Regions from separate parts of the Homo sapiens genome. Here region 1 is linked to region 2. Evidence: chromatin loops called from intact Hi-C (ENCODE). Cell type or tissue: HepG2. All regions are shown on one strand. Each heading gives the region's core, and the rest is flanking DNA. Links, peaks and the distances in the headings are about the cores only. Region 1 holds the start of RAE1 (ribonucleic acid export 1). Region 2 overlaps CTCFL (CCCTC-binding factor like).

Region 1 (8,317 bases), core at 1-8,000, 140 kb after region 2:
TCTGGAAGACACTAGATTATACAGTGTCTTCACTTTTGCAGCTACAGCTTTCCTCACCTGCATCACTAGCCTGTTCAACTTGAAACATCCTTTTTTTAAGCAGCAAATAATCTGAAATCTTTCTAAAAATTACATGTAGAAAGCAAGCTTGCTCAACCTTGACTACCATCCTCCCTCCTGTTCTCCTAACCCCTGCTGCCCCTGTGCTGTAGGCTACAGTTCAAAAGCTTTTCCAAAAACTTACAATGGTATTCCATCATACAAACATACTATACATTGCCATTACTACTGGATATTAAAATTTTCAAAATTTTCACAAGTTCACAGTGCTTTGGCTGTTATAAAGGTTAATTTAGATAATGCAGATGAAGTACATTATCAGATTTCCTACTCAAGTCCCAGAAGGGTATCAGTGAGATAAAGGGTATAAGCTGAAGGATTTTTGATAACTATTGCCAATTATCCTGTGGAAAAGCCAACTTACATACCTACCAGCCATACATGCAGGGTTTCAGCTTATCCTTGCTGGCACTATTATTCTTTTAAACTTTTAATTTTGTTAATTTAATAAAAAAAAGTCTTAAATTTGCATTTATCTGATTACAAGCATGGATGAATGGTTCAGGTTTATTCTTTCTTTTGTGAAGTCCCTCTTTACACCCTTTGCTTATTTTTCTACCAGAGTTTTCTTTCTTTTAGTAAACTGTAATTTTTTTGTCTTTCTTTTTGTACATGATGAGTAAGTATCTAGGCAAATCTGTGCTATTATTTAACGTTGAAAAAGTTTCATACATGCCTGAGGAACACTGTCAGGATGCCAAGAAAGGGAATTTGTTGGTGTGTGCCACTGGGTATAATGTTCACTCTGGATGAATATGATATTTGATTTGGGAATAAACTTCAAGAGACTGAACTAAAGTAGAAAATTTCGAGCAACACATATGATTGTGCTTTCCTAACAAAAACGGGTGTAAGAATAATGTCTGCCATTCAGAAGGGTTCACACCCCCTAAATTGATTTCTCAAAAAAGGCCATAAATAAGTCCAACTGATTCATTTACTTGGGAAACAACGGAGCTAAAGCTAACCTTGGCCATACAAAGAGAGATGATTTCTAGAACACGTATTTAAGGAGCACTTACATCATTAGCCCATGATCCTGCAATAAGAAAGTTCCCCGGCAAGGTTGGTGGGCTAAAAGACAGACAACCAATGCTATCATCAGGAGATGATGTTACTTCAATATCCTGCGGGAAAAAAGTCAATGTTAAAATGTATGCACGCTCACAACTTCATTCCAAATTGTTTTCTTTCTCACTAATTACCTCACGGTGGCCTTTCCTTGTGTACAAGAACTAACTGAATTAGACCTTTCCTTACTTTGATCAAAGACAGGAGTAAAAAATAAGCTAGAGAAAGTACCAGCACCACCAGGACTAGCAGTAGCAGCTGCTAATGAAATGCCCATGGTCTTGTTTTCTAAATGACCAGTTCACTCTGGCCCCACAGTGCTAGATCACAGTTTTCACCTGCCATCCCCTCTCTCCAACCATGGGAATTCTGAGTCAACAGTCCTGGCTGGGCCAGGCCCTGGGAATCTGCACCGGAATCTGCACCTTGGGTGATTCTGGAGACCTGGCAGGCCAGGAAGAACAGGACACAAGTACGGGGACACATTTTCTGTGCTCCAGTGTTTCAGAAACATGAGTTAGACAAAGTTTCAAAGCTTTCAGCCTAAAGGAGGCTCCCAAGTCATCTCGGGTTCTGTCCTTGATGGGAGAAACTCTGCCCAAACTCTTCCTACAAGCCCCAGGAAGCTTTTCGTGGTACCTTCATGGGATTGTGATTGTCTGTAGTTGCACTGCCAAACATGCTGGTCCCACTGGTTCCAAAACCTGAGGTTGTTCCAAACAGGCTCATTTTGAACCTAAAAAGTAATGAAAAATGTTAAGGATGGGTTTTCTCTTAATATCACTGAGAGGCAATGGTAAGATAATTAACTGGCAGAAGAGAAATACTCAAAGTGGCTTGAGGCCAGGCTTCACTTTTCAGACAAGAGCGCAATGAGCAGAGTGCTTTCAAAACATAAACCTTCTATTTTAGAGTAGTTTTAGGTTTCCAGAAATAGTAAAGATAGAATTCCCATACACTCCATATCTAGTTTCCCCTATTATCTCATATTAGTACGGTTCATTTGTTACCATTAATAAACCAGTATGGATACATTGCAGATTATTTTGTAGGCACCAGCTAGAAAATAAATTCACTCATTTTTTACATAGAGACCCTGAGCTGCGCAGCAGGAATATAACAGTAAACAAGATCGCAGGTCCCCGTGCTTTCAGGTTTCCACCTAGTGGGCATTCACTTTCCTACTAATTTCTACATTCTAGTTTAGGTCAGCATCCGCATGAAACTACCTAGAACAACCAGTCCGGGAAGCGAATCAGCAATTTCTTCGTAAAAGTTTTAAAAAGGTCGGGCATCGTGTTTTGGACATTTACCCAGCAAGAACCTCTCCCACCCTGGGTTTTTTCTTGAATATCATAATCTAACAGGCCCACCAGGGTTTGGTCAGGGCCTCTTGCCACTCAGGAGTTGGGACTCTAATCTCACCAGTCTTCATTTTCCTGCTCTGCAAACATAGAGAACATTAACACATTCTCCAGGGCTGCTCTGGGGATCAAATCAGATTATGTAGAAAATGCAGTATCTAGTTCATAGTGGGTACAATAAACGACTTTTCCCTTCTTTTTTCCTTCCAACTCCCCGAGGAGTTACGTACACTGAAACCACATTTCAATCCTACTACCTGTTACGCTGAAAAGTCCTCCATACCAGTCACCTCTCCAAAGGGAGCCAAATGGCTGAGTGACATCCTTGCTAACAAGACAACACAGAACGGAGAAACTGCAAGGAATTTGGGGAAGGCATTTGAGTTTCCTCAGCTTCATGAAAAATAAGTGCAGAACAAAAGGTCAGAGCAACAGCTACAAGCACATGTACATTTTAGTGAACGTGAGGGGATGTGGTCCTTGCCGGCCACACTTCTGCCCTCAAATGCAGAGGTACTTGAAACACCAGTTGGCTGTATGAACGAACAAAGGCATGACAAGGCTTCTGCAATCAGTCCAGGTGCTGGTTACACGGCTTTGGACGGGTCACTTAACCTTGATTTTCTCATCTGTAAAACAGAGACACTAATATCTACTTCACAGAGTTATGAGAACTAAATGAAGCCACACACACACACTGCCTAAAGCACTACAGGTTCTTAATAAATATTACTTTCACTCTATTCCTCTACCTCAACCTTCAAGTTGGGAGAGAACATTTCTGCCATTAGGGATGAACTTAGGAAAAAGAACATGGTAGGTGAGAATCGTTCGTGTTAGTCAGTGTGGACCACACCTTATGCTGAGCACTGGGAAGCTTCCAAAGTTCAGAAGGCACAGTCATCTGTGGGACCCACCTAATCTCTTCCCGCTCTCTCCCGCCTTGCTGCACCCCAGCCCTCCTAGCTCTGCTGGCTTCCTTTCTCCGCTGAACACAACAAGCTCATCCCTGCCTTGGAGCAAACCTAGTGCTGTTCCTTCAGCTTGGGATGATTTGCTTCTCCCTCCCCACAGCTACCTCCGTTTGAATCTTCATATCCCAGTTCAAAAGTTGCCTCCTCCGAACTTCTTGGGGTGATGAAAATGTCCCAAATTTGAACTTGCCATGTTTACGCAACTGCATAAAATTTCCAAACTCACAATATACACTTTCAATGGTTGAAATTAATGTTATTTTATACTTCAATAAAGCTGTCACACGTATTCTTTTTTAAAGTCACCTCCTCAGACGCTTCTTTGCCAACTTTAACATATCTAATCTTCCATCACATCCCCTGGAATTTCTTGTTTACACTCAAAATCTCTTCCCCCCCAGAATGCTGGCTCCAAGAGGGCAGCCACTTGCCTGGATTCTTCCCTTAATGCATACTGGGTCCCACAGTACAATGCCTGGCCCAGGGCGGCTGGTGTTTAATACTACTTGCCTGGAGAAGTACTGCCTGTACGGTGGCACCTATATACGTATACAATAAATACTTGGCGGGCTAAGACAGAAACAGACTTAGTTTCAGAGACTGGTAACTGCTACGAAAGAAATGGAGCAGGTTGACGTGGAAGAGGCTAAAAGGGGACGCCCTTCTGCAAAGCGGCCAGGGAAAGCTTCTCCCAGGAGCTGACATGTATCTGACGAGACGCCAGACGTGTAAGGGGGAGGGACAGAGGCGACACACACTGCATTAACGCAATGTGACCCTTCCCAGAGGCTCAGTTCCCCCACAAGAGAAACGATGGATTAGGCCCTAGGTGACCCCTAAGGCCATTTCCAGCTCTGACCTCGCTTCCAGGGCCCAGTAACGAAGCTTAGTCAACAGTCCCGCTCGCGCCCCAGCATCCCGCAGAAGCGCGCTCCCGGGAGGCAACTCGGCCTCTGCGGGAGCCATGGCGGCGGTTAACGACGGGACGCGCGCGGCACGGGGCCTACCTGGGGGTCTCGCCCCGGCGGAAAGCGGCGGCCGGGAGCAGAAGGGTCTGAGGAGTTTGCGAACCTGCTCTGGCGCGAAGGACGAGGGCCAGGAGCGCGGACAGAAATCCCAGGAGCCCGAAGCCTCCTTAAGCCTGCGGTAGAAACTGCCCTGACTACCGCGGAAACAACGCGCGTGCGCCCTGGAGCCACTTCCTGCGTCGCCCGGAAATCGTCGAAGAAAAAGGCTCCTTTTCCCGCAAGGCGACAGCACATGCGCAAAAACGCTTTACACCAGCAGTTTGCGAATTGGTCCAAAGTTGATGTAGCCGCTGCAAGTTACTAAGCGACTGCTTTTATAAATCCGCAACTGGCCAGGCGCGGTGGCTCACGCCTGTAATCCCAGCACTTTGGGAGGCCGAGGCGGGCTGATCACCTGGGGTCAGGAGTTCAAGACAAGTCTGGCCAACATCGTGAACCGCCCCGCCCCCCGCCCCCCCCGCCCCCCCGCGCCGCCCCCCCCCGCCCCCCGCCCCCGTCCCCCCGCCCCCCCCGCCCCCCCCGCCCCCCGTCCCCCCGCCCCCCCGCCCCCCCGTCCCCCCGTCAGTACTAAAAATACAAAAATTAGCCGGGCATGGTGGCGGGTGCCTGTAATCCCAGCTGCTTGGGAGGCTAAGGCAGGAGAATCGCTTGAACCCAGGAGGTGGAGGTTGCAGTGAGCCGAGACCATGCCATTGCACTCCAGTCTGGACAACAAGAGCGAAACTCCATCTCAAATCAGTCAATCAATCCGCAACTAGGGCTAGTGCAAGGTAGCTAGCTGTTTTCTCTTGTGAATTAATTATTGCATTTATCATGTATAAACATCTAAAAGATTCTGATTGCTTCCAATTCACGTCCAAGGCCAACCTCCGAGAAGCTGCTCTAACGCTGCCTCCGAACAAGGCGAGGTCGGCCGCGGGTTTCCCGCCCTGGCCTCTCCCTGTTTGCCCACTGGGGTACCCTGAGCCCACCTCGGGGCTCTTTGGGCCTCAGTTTCCTGCTGCATGGTGGGGAAAATGATGCCAGGGCTGTTCCTAATTAGGGTCAAGTGAAATCATACGTGAACTACTCTTACTAATAGAACTGTCTGTAGAAATGTTAAGGGATTCTTATTACTCACACACGCCCACTCCAAATATTTCAGTTGGTTGTTTCCTCCCAACCCCTACTTTTAGGAGCATCTGAAGAAGGAAGTGAAGGAAAAGACAGATCACAAGGAAGGGATTTCGTGAGGTTATGTAGCTACCCTGGATTCTCTCCTTCACTACTCAGTGTGGTCTGCGTGCCTTGACCTTCTTAAGGAGGTTTAGGATCTGGGGTATCTTTTTATAAAATGCAGATTCAGTAGGTCTACGATGGGCCTAAAAATCCACATTTCTACCAAATTCCCAGCAGAGGTTGCTGGGCCGTGAACCAGAGTTAAGTACCAAGGCTGTAGATCATTTGGAATCCTGGGCAGCTTTTTAAAAACTGTGATGTTTACACTGCACCCTTAGAGATTCTGATTTAGTACGCCTGGGCTAGAAAAGAGGAAATTAATATTTTTTAAAAGCTCCCCAGGTGATTCTAAGATGCAGCCAAGACTGAGAACCTCTAGTCTAGACGATGATGGTAATAATAGCTCTTTTGAGCATCACCCTATGCTAAGCGCTTTAGATGCTCCATCTCCTGTAGTTTCCAGACCAGCCCTAAAAGATAGGTATTGTGATTATCTCCATTTTATAGATATGGAAAATGAAGCTGACAGAGGTGATGTTGTGTCCGGAATTGGTGGGTTCTTGGTCTCACTGACTTCAAGAATGAAGCTGCGGAGCCTCGCGGTGAGTGTTACAGTTCTTAAAAGCAGCGCATCCGGAGTCTGTTCCTTCTGATGTTAAGATGTGTTTGGAGTTTCTTCCTTCTGGTGGTTTATGGCCTCGCTGGCTCAGAAGCGAAGCTGCAGACCTTCGGGCAGTGAGTGTTACAGCTCTTAAGGCGACGCATCTGGAGTTGTTCCTTCCTCCCGGCGGGCTCGTGGTCTCGCTGGCTTCAGGAGTAAAGCTGCAGACCTTTGCGGTGAGTGTTACAGCTCATAAAGACGACGTGGTCCCAAAAAGCGAAAGAACAAACCTCCCACACCGTGGAAGGTGCCCCGAGCAGATTGCCACTACTAGCTCCGGCAGCCTGCTTTTATTCTCTTATCTGGCCCCACCCACATCCTGCTGATTGGTAGAGCCCAGTGGTCTGTTTTGACAGGTCGCTGATTGGTGCCTTTACAATCCCTCAGCTAGACACAAAGGTTCTCCAAGGCCCCACCAGAGTAGCCAGATACAGAGTGTCCATTGGTGCATTTACAAACCCTGAGCTAGACACAGGGTGCTGATTGGTGTGTTTACAAACCTTGAGCTAGATACAGAGTGCTGATTGGTGTATTTACAATCCCTGAGCTAGACATAAAGATTCTCCAAGGCCGCATCAGAGTAGCTAGATACAGAGTGTCGATTGGTGTATTTACAATCCCTGAGCTAGACATAAAGGTTCTCCACCTCCCCACCAGACTCAGGAGCCCAGCTGGCTTCACCCAGTGGATCCCGCACCGGGGCTGCAGGTGGAGCTGCCCACCAGTCCCAGGCCGTGCGCTCGCGCTCCTCAGCCCTTGGGTGGTCCGTGGGACTGGGCGCCGTGGAGCGGGGGTGGCACTCGCGTCGGGGAGGCTCGGGCAGCACAGGAGCCCATGGAGGGGGTGGGAGGCTCAGGCATGGCAGGCTGCAGGTCCCGAGCCCTGCCCTGCGGGAAGGCAGCTAAGGCCCGGTGAGAAATAGAGCGCAGCGCTGGTGGGCTGGCACTGCTGGGGGACCCAGTACACCCTTCGCAGCCGCTGGCCCGGGTGCCAAGCCCCTCATTGCCAGGGGCCAGCAGGGCCGGCCGGCTGCTCCGAGTGCGGGGCCCGCCAAGCCCACGCCCACCCGGAACTCCAGCTGGCCCGCAAGCGCCGCGCGCAGCCCCGGTTCCCGCTCGCGCCTCTCCCTCCACCCCTCCCTGCAAGCTGAGGGAGCGGGCTTCGGCCTTGGCCAGCCCAGAAACGGGGTCCCACAGTGCAGCGGTGGGCTGAAGGGCTCCTCAAGTGCCGCCAAAGTGGGAGCCCAGGCAGAGGATGCCCCGAGAGCGAGCGAGGGCTGTGAGGACTGCCAGCACGCTGTCATCTCTCAATGTGACTTACCAGAGCTCACACAACTGATACAGAGTAGGTCCATGATGTCTGTCCTGTGCCTGACCCTCCTACCAGCAAAGCTTTGGACTCATCTCTGAGAAGTGCTTCAACTACATTTTCTTATCCTTTTTCAATGGAACTCCTCTTACTATCTTTCCTTTAAACTCTCAAAAGCCCTCCCAAAGCTCTCTCAGGGTTTCGAGGCATATTCTGCCTCATTAAATAGTGTATTTGTCTTGTCTAGATTCCTAGATTTAAAACTTGTATCTACTTCCATGTATATGCTTTGCAGCACCAAGCAGAGTATCTTACATGTGTTCGTTATTAATACTTGTTGCATTTTATGTTTCAACGCCCAATGTATCTTCCAGAAGCCTCTATTATGATACAGATTCCTCTATAATCCTGGTTATTCAGCATGCTCTATAAACTCTTCCCGCTGTTTAGGATTATGTAGTTGACAAACTGCTTTTGCATATACCATCAGTGGAACCACTGAGGAGCAGTATGCTCGCCCAAATATTATAGCTGATATTCCAAGACTCTTGTTAAATGGATAATCTCATTTAA
Region 2 (8,332 bases), core at 86-8,085:
TCCACAAGAGTGTTCCCTGGTACTGAAAAGGTTGGGGACAGTAGAGGGTTGAATATGGGTCGGCTCACAGTGGTCTGTTTTAAACCCACTAAGTTGTGCAGACTGGCTCCTGAGCTGCTGGAGGGGGAGCAGGTTATGGATACACGCCTGGCGCTGGCCCCAGCATCCCTAGCAGAACGCGCAACCCACAGAATCAGTACTCAGTATATGTCGATTGGCCAAAGGGACAAATGTCCTGCAGGCAACTGGCTTTCTTCATGTAGGCAGCATCATTACATGGGTACTGGGACAAGACTTAGGTGAGCAGCTCAGCCACAATATAAATCTCTGAGATCCGCCTCGATATAAATCTGTAAGATCCACATTCACCTATAGCAGCTGATGCCAGCTGGGAATGACTGTGTCCCCCCCCCACCCCCCCCCCGTCACCTTCAGGGGACACTGGCAATGTCTGGAGACATTTTTATGGTTTTTGCAGCTGGAGAGGAGGGTGCTACTGGCATCTAGTGGTAGAGGCCAGGGTCGCTGCTAACATCCTACAGTGCCCAGAACAGCGCCCTGCCCCCAGCAGACAGCTCTCTGGCCCCAAACGTCTGTAGCGCTGAGGCTAAGAAGCCCTGACTGAAGGCAGTAGTTGAGATCAGAATAGTACCATCTTATCAATTAGATTGTTTTCTAACATGCTTGCTGCCGTGTTCAAATTTAAGTGATGGTTTCCAAAATATATTTGCACAGTTTATAAATTCCAATTCCTTAGCTTTCTGATAAATTTGCTCATCCTGGACTTTTTCTCAAGAAGCTGCTGCTGAGGAGGCTTCCACCACGAAGGGAGAACAGTTCCCAGGAGAGATGTTTCCTGTCGCCTGCAGAGAAACCACAGCCAGAGTCAAAGAGGAAGTGGATGAAGGCGTGACCTGTGAAATGCTCCTCAACACGATGGATAAGTGAGAGGGATTCGGGTTGCGTGTTCACTGCCCCCAATTCCTAAAGCAAGTTAGAAGTTTTTAGCATTTAAGGTGTGAAATGCTCCTCAACACGATGGATAAGTGAGAGAGAGTCAGGTTGCATGTTCACTGCCCCTAATTCCTAAAGCAAGTTAGAAATTTTTAGCATTTTCTTTGAAACAATTAAGTTCATGACAATGGATGACACAAGTTTGAGGTAGTGTCTAGAATTGTTCTCCTGTTTGTAGCTGGATATTTCAAAGAAACATTGCAGGTATTTTATAAAAGTTTTAAACCTTGAATGAGAGGGTAACACCTCAAACCTATGGATTCATTCACTTGATATTGGCAAGGTGGCCCACAATGAGTGAGTAGTGATTTTTGGATATTTCAAAATAGTCTAGACCAGCTAGTGCTTCCACAGTCAAAGCTGGACATTTTTATGTTGCATTATATACACCCATGATATTTCTAATAATATATGGTTTTAAACATTAAAGACAAATGTTTTTATACAAATGAATTTTCTACAAAATTTAAAGCTACCATAATGCTTTTAATTAGTTCTAAATTCAACCAAAAAATGTTTTACTCTTATAAAAAGGAAAACTGAGTAGGAAATGAAATACTAGATTAGACTAGAAAATAAGGAATAAATCGATTTTACTTTGGTATAGGAGCAAGGTTCACCTTTAGATTTTTGTATTCTCTTTTAATTATGCTCCTTGGCAGGTATGAAATTGCCCTGGTTACATTCCATTATTGCTTATTAGTATTTCACTCCATAACCCTTTTTTCTGCTAAAACTACTCTTTTTATATTTGTAAAATAATTGGCAGAGTGAGAAGAAACATAAAATCAGATAAGGCAAATGTGTACCTGTAAGGAATTTGTACTTTTTCATAATGCCCAGTGATTAGTGAGTATTTCCCTTTTGCCAGTTGACAAGATTTTTCCACCCTCGAGCAGCGTGAGAGATGCCTCTTTAACACTTGAAATTCATTTCTATCTGGATACAGAGGCAGATTTTTCTTCATTGCTTAGTTGAGCAGTTTGTTTTGCTGCCAACCTGTCTCCACCCCTGTATTTCAAGATCATTGATAAGCCCTAAATTCAAATTCTTAAGATATGGACCTTTTATTGAAAATATCACAAGTTCAGAATCCCTATACAATGTGAATATGTGGAAATAATTTCCCAGCAGGAAGAGCATTATATTCTCTTTGTACCAGCAAATTAATTTAACTCAACTCACATGAGATTTAAATTCTGTGGGCTGTAGTATGCCATCATTGTGACTGAATTTGTGCAATGGTTTCTTAATTTTTTTACTGTTATTTAAAGATGTTTTACATAATTCAATAAAATGAAATGACTTAAAATTGCTATATTTGTTATATGTCAGCATTGGTCTTTAAAAACATCTTCTTTGTCTGGAGAGAATGTGGAGAAATTGGAACCGTTGTGCACTGTTGGTGGGAATGTTAAATGGTGCAGCCACTGGGGAAAGCAGTATGGCAGTTTCTCAAAAAAAAAAAAAAAAAAATGGAAATAGCATTAGTATCTGACCCACCAATCCCACTTCCAGATATACCGTATACCCAGAAGAACTAAAAGCAGAGTCTGAAAGAGGTATTTGCACACCTATGTTCATAGCAGCATTTTTCAAAATAGTCAAAGATGAAAACAACCCAAATTCCATGGACGGGTGAATGGGTAAACAAAATGTGGTATATACATGCAGTGGAATATTATGTAGCCTTCAAAAGGAGGGAGACCCTCACACATGCTACAACATGGGGGAACCTTGAGGACGTTATGCTGAGTGAAATCAGCTAGTCACAAAAGGACAAGTATTATATGATCTTACTTATAGGAGGTATCTAGAACAGTCAGAGTCATAGAGACAGACGGTAAAGTGATGTTTGCCAAGCACTGAGGGGTGAGGGAGAATGGAGAGTTAGTGTTTAGTGGACACAGTTTATTTGGGATGAAGAAAGAGTTCTGGAGATCAGTCATGGTGATGGCCACACAACAGTGTGAATCTACCTAATCATTCCACTGAACCATACATTTAAAAATAGCTAAAATGGTAAATTTTATGTTGTGTTAGTCCTTTCTCACATTGCTATAAAGAAATACCTGAAACTGGGTAATTTATAAAGAAAAGAGTTTTAATTGACTCATAGTTCCGCAGGCTGTACAGGAAGGATGATGTTGGTATCTGCCTGGCTTCTGGGGAGGCCTCAGGAAACTTACAATCAAGGCAGAAGGCGAAGAGGGAGTAGGCGCGTCACATGGTGAAAGCAGGAGCGAGAGAGGGGGAGGCGCCACACTCCTCTGAACGACCAGATTCCTTGAGAACCGCCACTGTCATGAGGACAGCACCAAGCGGATGGTGCTAAATCATTCCTAAGAAACCGCCCCCGTGATCCAGTCACCTCCTACCAGGCCCCACCTCCAACACTGGGGATTACAATTCAACATGAGCTTTGGCCAGGGACAAATATCCAAACTATATCATGTATTTTACTACAACCAAATGTATGTTAATTTCAAAAACAGATAACATAAATATGTTTGAAAACGCAAGCCAAGTTGGTATCTAAACACTGTTTTAAATAAATAAATAAAACTCCTAGGCCGGGTGCAGTGGCTCACTCCTGTAATCCCAGCACTATGGGAGGCCGAGGCAGGTGGATGACCTGAGGTCAGGAGTTTGAGGCCAGCTTGGCCAACATAGTGAAATCCCATCTCTGTTAAAAATATAAAATTTAGCCGGGCGTGATGGCAGGTGCCTGTAATCCCAGCTACTTGGGGGGCGGAGGCAGGAGAATCACTTGAACCCGGGAGGCGGAGGTTGCAGTGAGCCGAGATTGCGCCACTGCACTCCAGCCTGGGCAATAGAGTGGGACTCCGTCTCAAGACGAAAGCTCCTATAAGCACACTTTTATAAATAGTTGCAGTGTTTCGTGTGTGCAACACCTGTTGAGATGTAGAACAAAATTCAGATGAGATGATCAATACCTACTCAGTTACGTGCGTGACTCTCACCCACACCTGGCAAGAAGGTGAAACACCTGGTCCTCAAGTGCAGTTAGTGCTTTTGATACCAAAATAGATGCAGTGACAATAGTGCCCGCAAGAGGGCAGTCGCTTCTGTCTTTTCCGATATTGAGACAGGTTCACTATTCGAGAGTAGGAAGCACGGAAAGTTATAGCAAAGTCTTGGCGATTTTATTAATTCCGCGATACAGAACGAGAACATTTTTTCCTTGGCAAGGAAGAGAAGGGACCTTTGCAAAACCTGGGAGTGAGGACACCAGTTGGCTCTGAGTTCGTGAATGCTTGGTGAGTGACATGCTTTTGCTTAAAATAGTTTTGAGATCCAGCAGGAAATAATTCCGGAATGTACACCTCTTGCACAGTGTAACATCTCTGTTTTGCAGGGAGGGGGTGTTTAAATTACAACATTGTTTGACAACAGTTTTACTATATAAAGGATGGCTTTTAAACAAACCTAAGACCTGGCTGATGCATGTTAACAGCCTCTATTGTTTGAGATCAGTCACTGAAAAGGCTGGATGGGCGTGATGAAACTGAAGTCATTTTATATGATAAAGTTTGACAGCCTACCTTTTGAAAATGGCAAGATATTTTCCAGATATTATTTCCAGTATAAATGTTTAATTTTTTTTCTGATAACCATTGAATAGTCCCTGTAAATGCATTCTTTATGACTATTAGTCACTAAAGGGCATTGTTAGTTCTGCTTAAATATGTTCCATTCAAGCCTCGGGACATTTGGCTTATCAAATCGACTTTCCGCATCTCCTCATGCTTTCACTGCAGTTTATTTTTAATTGACAGTATCGGATAAACACAGATTTTAAGTTTAAGGAGTGAAATGCTCCTCAACACGATGGATAAGTGAGAGAGAGTCAGGTTGCATGTTCACTGCCCCCAATTCCTAAAGCAGCCTAGTTTATGCTATTTTTAGTAACTTTTGAACCATTTCCAAGGCATGGGTGTGATTATGAACCTGGTTCCTTTAAATCATTATCTTTTAAAGTATGCATAATTTAGCATTTTAAGATGCATATGTTTATTTTTCTGTGCATGGCAGATAGATTACTGTATGGGATGCTCACTGCGCTTTGTCAGGACAAAAAGTGCCATCAACAAACTTAATTAGGCTGGGTCTGGTGGCTCATGCCTGTAATCCCAGCACTTTGGAAGACCAAGGTGGGCAGGGTTGCTTGAGTCCAGGAGTTAAAGACCAGTCTGGGCAACATGGTGAAACCATGTCTTTACAAAAAAAAAAAATATATATATATATATATACACACACACACACACACACACACACACACACACACACACACACACACAAATTAGCCAGATGTGGTGGTATGCACCTATAGTCCTAGCTACTCAGGGGGCTGAGGTGGGAGGATCACCTGAGCCAGGGAGGTTGAGGCTACAGTGAGCCTTAATGACCTCACTGCACTTCAGCCTGGGCAGCGGAATGAGACCCTGTCTCAAAAAAATAAAAAATCTTAATGGAGACCAGGCACCCAGCACTTTGGGAGCAGAGGCAGGAGGATAGCTTGAGCCCAGGAGCTCAAGACCAACATGGGCAACATAGGGACACCCCATTGCTACAGAAAATAAAAATTTAAAAAATCAGCTGGGTGCAGTGACAAGTGACTGTGGTCCTAGCTACTCAGGAGGCTGAGAGGAGCTATTAGCAGCCTTTCTATATGAACTCTGCAGCCAGCTTTCATCCACTGTGGCACAATTAAAGAGTTTTTTTGTTTGAGATAGGGTCTTGCTGTGTCACTCAGGCGGGAGCGCAGTGGTGCAAGCAGCCTCAGGCACTGCAGACTTAACCTCCTGCTTTCACAGATGTTCAAAAAACCGGAGATTCTCTCAGTAGCCAGGCCCTTAGCATTTTATTCTGGGTGGTTCAACCCAAAAGAGCAATTCAGCATCTCTCTGCTGGCCTGTCACCCAGTCTTTGTTCCAGAGCCTCTGGAAGTGACACATGACCCATGCTGTGGAATTTGCCAGGCCTCCTCCACGGAGTGACCAGCACAATTGCATGCCCAGGTGACATGGGAGGGGAGCCAACGAGACCCCAGGTTTGCAGTGGCCAGGCAAGGCCCGGGGGACGGGAGGGAGGCAGCAAGAAGACTTGGGGCCTGACTACACGGTTTCCTCTTCCACCTGGAGGCAGACGCGGTCACGTGGAGTGTGGGCAGGATTCATCAACTCATCTGTCTGACTCTGAGAGTTTGTTTGGAGCTTGTTTGGTCTTATATCTGGGTAATATTCCACCTTTGGTGATACGGACCCATTTCCAAATAAGAGCAACTGGTGCTTTTTAAAAATTAGCCTTACCATGTATTGCCATGAGTAGGATGACTTCAGACGTTTGGATGGATGGATGCAGACAGGTAGATAGTTCCTGATAGATATGTTTTTTTAATTCCATAAAGAATGAGAAATCAGTCGTGAGAAGGCGAGGCCTCCACTTGGGCAAACAGAAGTGAGTTTCCTCACGCAGCTTTTGAGCTCAGTGAAGTGCAAAGCAGAACTCTTCTTAGTGCAACTTTCCAACAATGCATTGTTTTACATATTTTTAAGTCTTTAAAAAACTTTTCTGAGATATAACTTACATACAGTAAAATTCCCCCTTTTAAGTATCTATGAGTTTTGACAAATGAATGGTCACGTAATCACCGCTTCAACCAAGACATGGGGCACCTCCATCACCCCAGGCATCCCACTGTGCTCCCAAAATTAGAACAGGGATCCCCTTTTTAGGGGCCTGTGGACCCCACACATAAAAAGCCCTGAGTTCCTTCAGAAAGAAATCCAGACACCTAGCTAGCCCCAAAAGTAAAGAACTTACTAAAACAAAATAATAAGCTAAGACAATAACTAAAAAAGTTAAAGTCCCCAAAATGTTTACTTTCCCTGTAAAACCCAAAGACACACCTTAACGTATGTTACTGAGTCGTTCAAAACCTCAGAACCCCTCTAAGATCTCCCGTCAGACAGATCCAGACACATAAACCTCAAATTTAAGAAAAGTAAAAACTAATCTTTATTCATCATCCTTTGTTCTAAGCGGTCACTCCCCCTAGCCAGTGAACATTTTTCTACTGACCCCAGATCGTTAAACAAAGCTTCTCTTCCTTAACCAATTGCAAATCAGAAAACCTTTGAATCTGTCTACAACCTGTAAGCCTACACTTGAAGACATGCTGGCCCTTTTAAGTCTAAACCAACCAACAATAGAACCTTCTATATTAATTTATAATTTTGCCTGTAACTGTTACTTTCCACCCACCTTTAAAAATCCTTACCTGCAAGTCATCGGGGAGGTCAGAATTTAAACATTCAGCTGCCTAGTTCTCCATACTTGACACCCTACAATAAAAACCTTTCTTCCTATCACTGGAAACCTTGGTGTAAATGTCCAGTTTAACTATGGCAAACAGACCCCAGTTTGGTTCTGTAATACTCCTTTGTAGTCAAGCACTACCCCTACTCCCAGCCCCCAGCACCGGATTTTGCTTCAATTGTCCTATATAGTTTTATCTTTTCCAGAATGTCACATACCTGGAATCCTACACTATATATTTGCATGTGGCTTTTTTCATTGAACAAATGACTTCAAGATTCTTCCTGCTCTTTGGTGGCTCACTGTTCCTTTCTTTTGATTGTTGAGTGATATTCCATTGTCTGATCGCTCCACAATTGCTTTATCATTCACCAGTTCAAGGACGTTGGCTTTCTTTCCAATTTGAGAGGTTTATGAATTAAGCCATTATAAACATTTGCATACAGGTTTTGTGTAAACAGACATTTTTCTTTCCCTTGGGCAAATACCTAGGGGTGAGATTTCTAAGTCACTAGGTAGATGTATGTTTATACGAAATTGCCAAACCGTCTTCTGACGTGAATGCACCACTCTGCACTCCCACCAGCAAGGTCCAAGCATGCCCACAGCCCCATCAGAAATATTCGCCACCACTTGGCATTGTCAGGCTTTTTTTTTTTTTTCTTTTTTTAGACAGCGTCTCATTCTGTCACCCAGGCTGGAGTGCAGTGGCATGATCTCTGCTGGCTGCAACCTCTGCCTCCTGGGTTCAAGCAATTCTCCTGCCTCAGCCTCCCGAGTAGCTGGGACTACAGGTGTGTGCCACCACGCCCAGCCAATTTTTGTATTTTTAGTAGAGACGGGGTTTCACCATGTTGGCCAGGCTGGTCCTGAACTCCTGATCTCAAGTAATCTACCCGCCTCGGCCTCCCAAAGTGCTGGGATTACAGGCGTGAGCCACCACGCCCAGTCACACTTTTGTTTTCGTTTTTATTTT

What was found. A loop is a pair of places that touch in the nucleus more often than their neighbours do. Peaks named below come from ENCODE experiments on the same cell type or tissue, not always from the same donor. Only the 100,000 strongest peaks of a DNase experiment are listed, where the experiment ranks them.
Region 1: it touches region 2 in a loop (10-fold over the local background); 3 of 110 quality-filtered maps call a loop at or near these places.

The regions. Positions count from the first base shown.
Region 1 is chr20:57,347,642-57,355,958 of GRCh38, reverse strand. It overlaps RAE1 (ribonucleic acid export 1), which reads right to left and starts at 4,704. Exons shown (of 12, transcript NM_003610.4): 1 at 4,537-4,704; 2 at 1,831-1,927; 3 at 1,143-1,247. The coding sequence starts at 1,920. RefSeq lists enhancers at 4,235-4,314, 4,505-5,073. In HepG2, for the core only: a CTCF peak has its summit at 4,729; DNase peaks (open chromatin) are centred at 4,368 and 4,788; H3K4me3 peaks cover 1,777 bases.
Region 2 is chr20:57,491,166-57,499,497 of GRCh38, reverse strand. CTCFL (CCCTC-binding factor like) reads left to right here. Exons shown (of 11, transcript NM_001386993.1): 11 at 797-2,332. The coding sequence ends at 948. Among named protein-coding and RNA genes, the nearest start is that of CTCFL, 30 kb to the left of the region's middle. RefSeq lists enhancers at 1-139, 588-637 and a silencer at 6,358-6,558. In HepG2, for the core only: CTCF peaks have their summits at 508 (motif pointing left) and 4,090 (motif pointing right); a DNase peak (open chromatin) is centred at 4,087; H3K27me3 peaks cover 968 bases.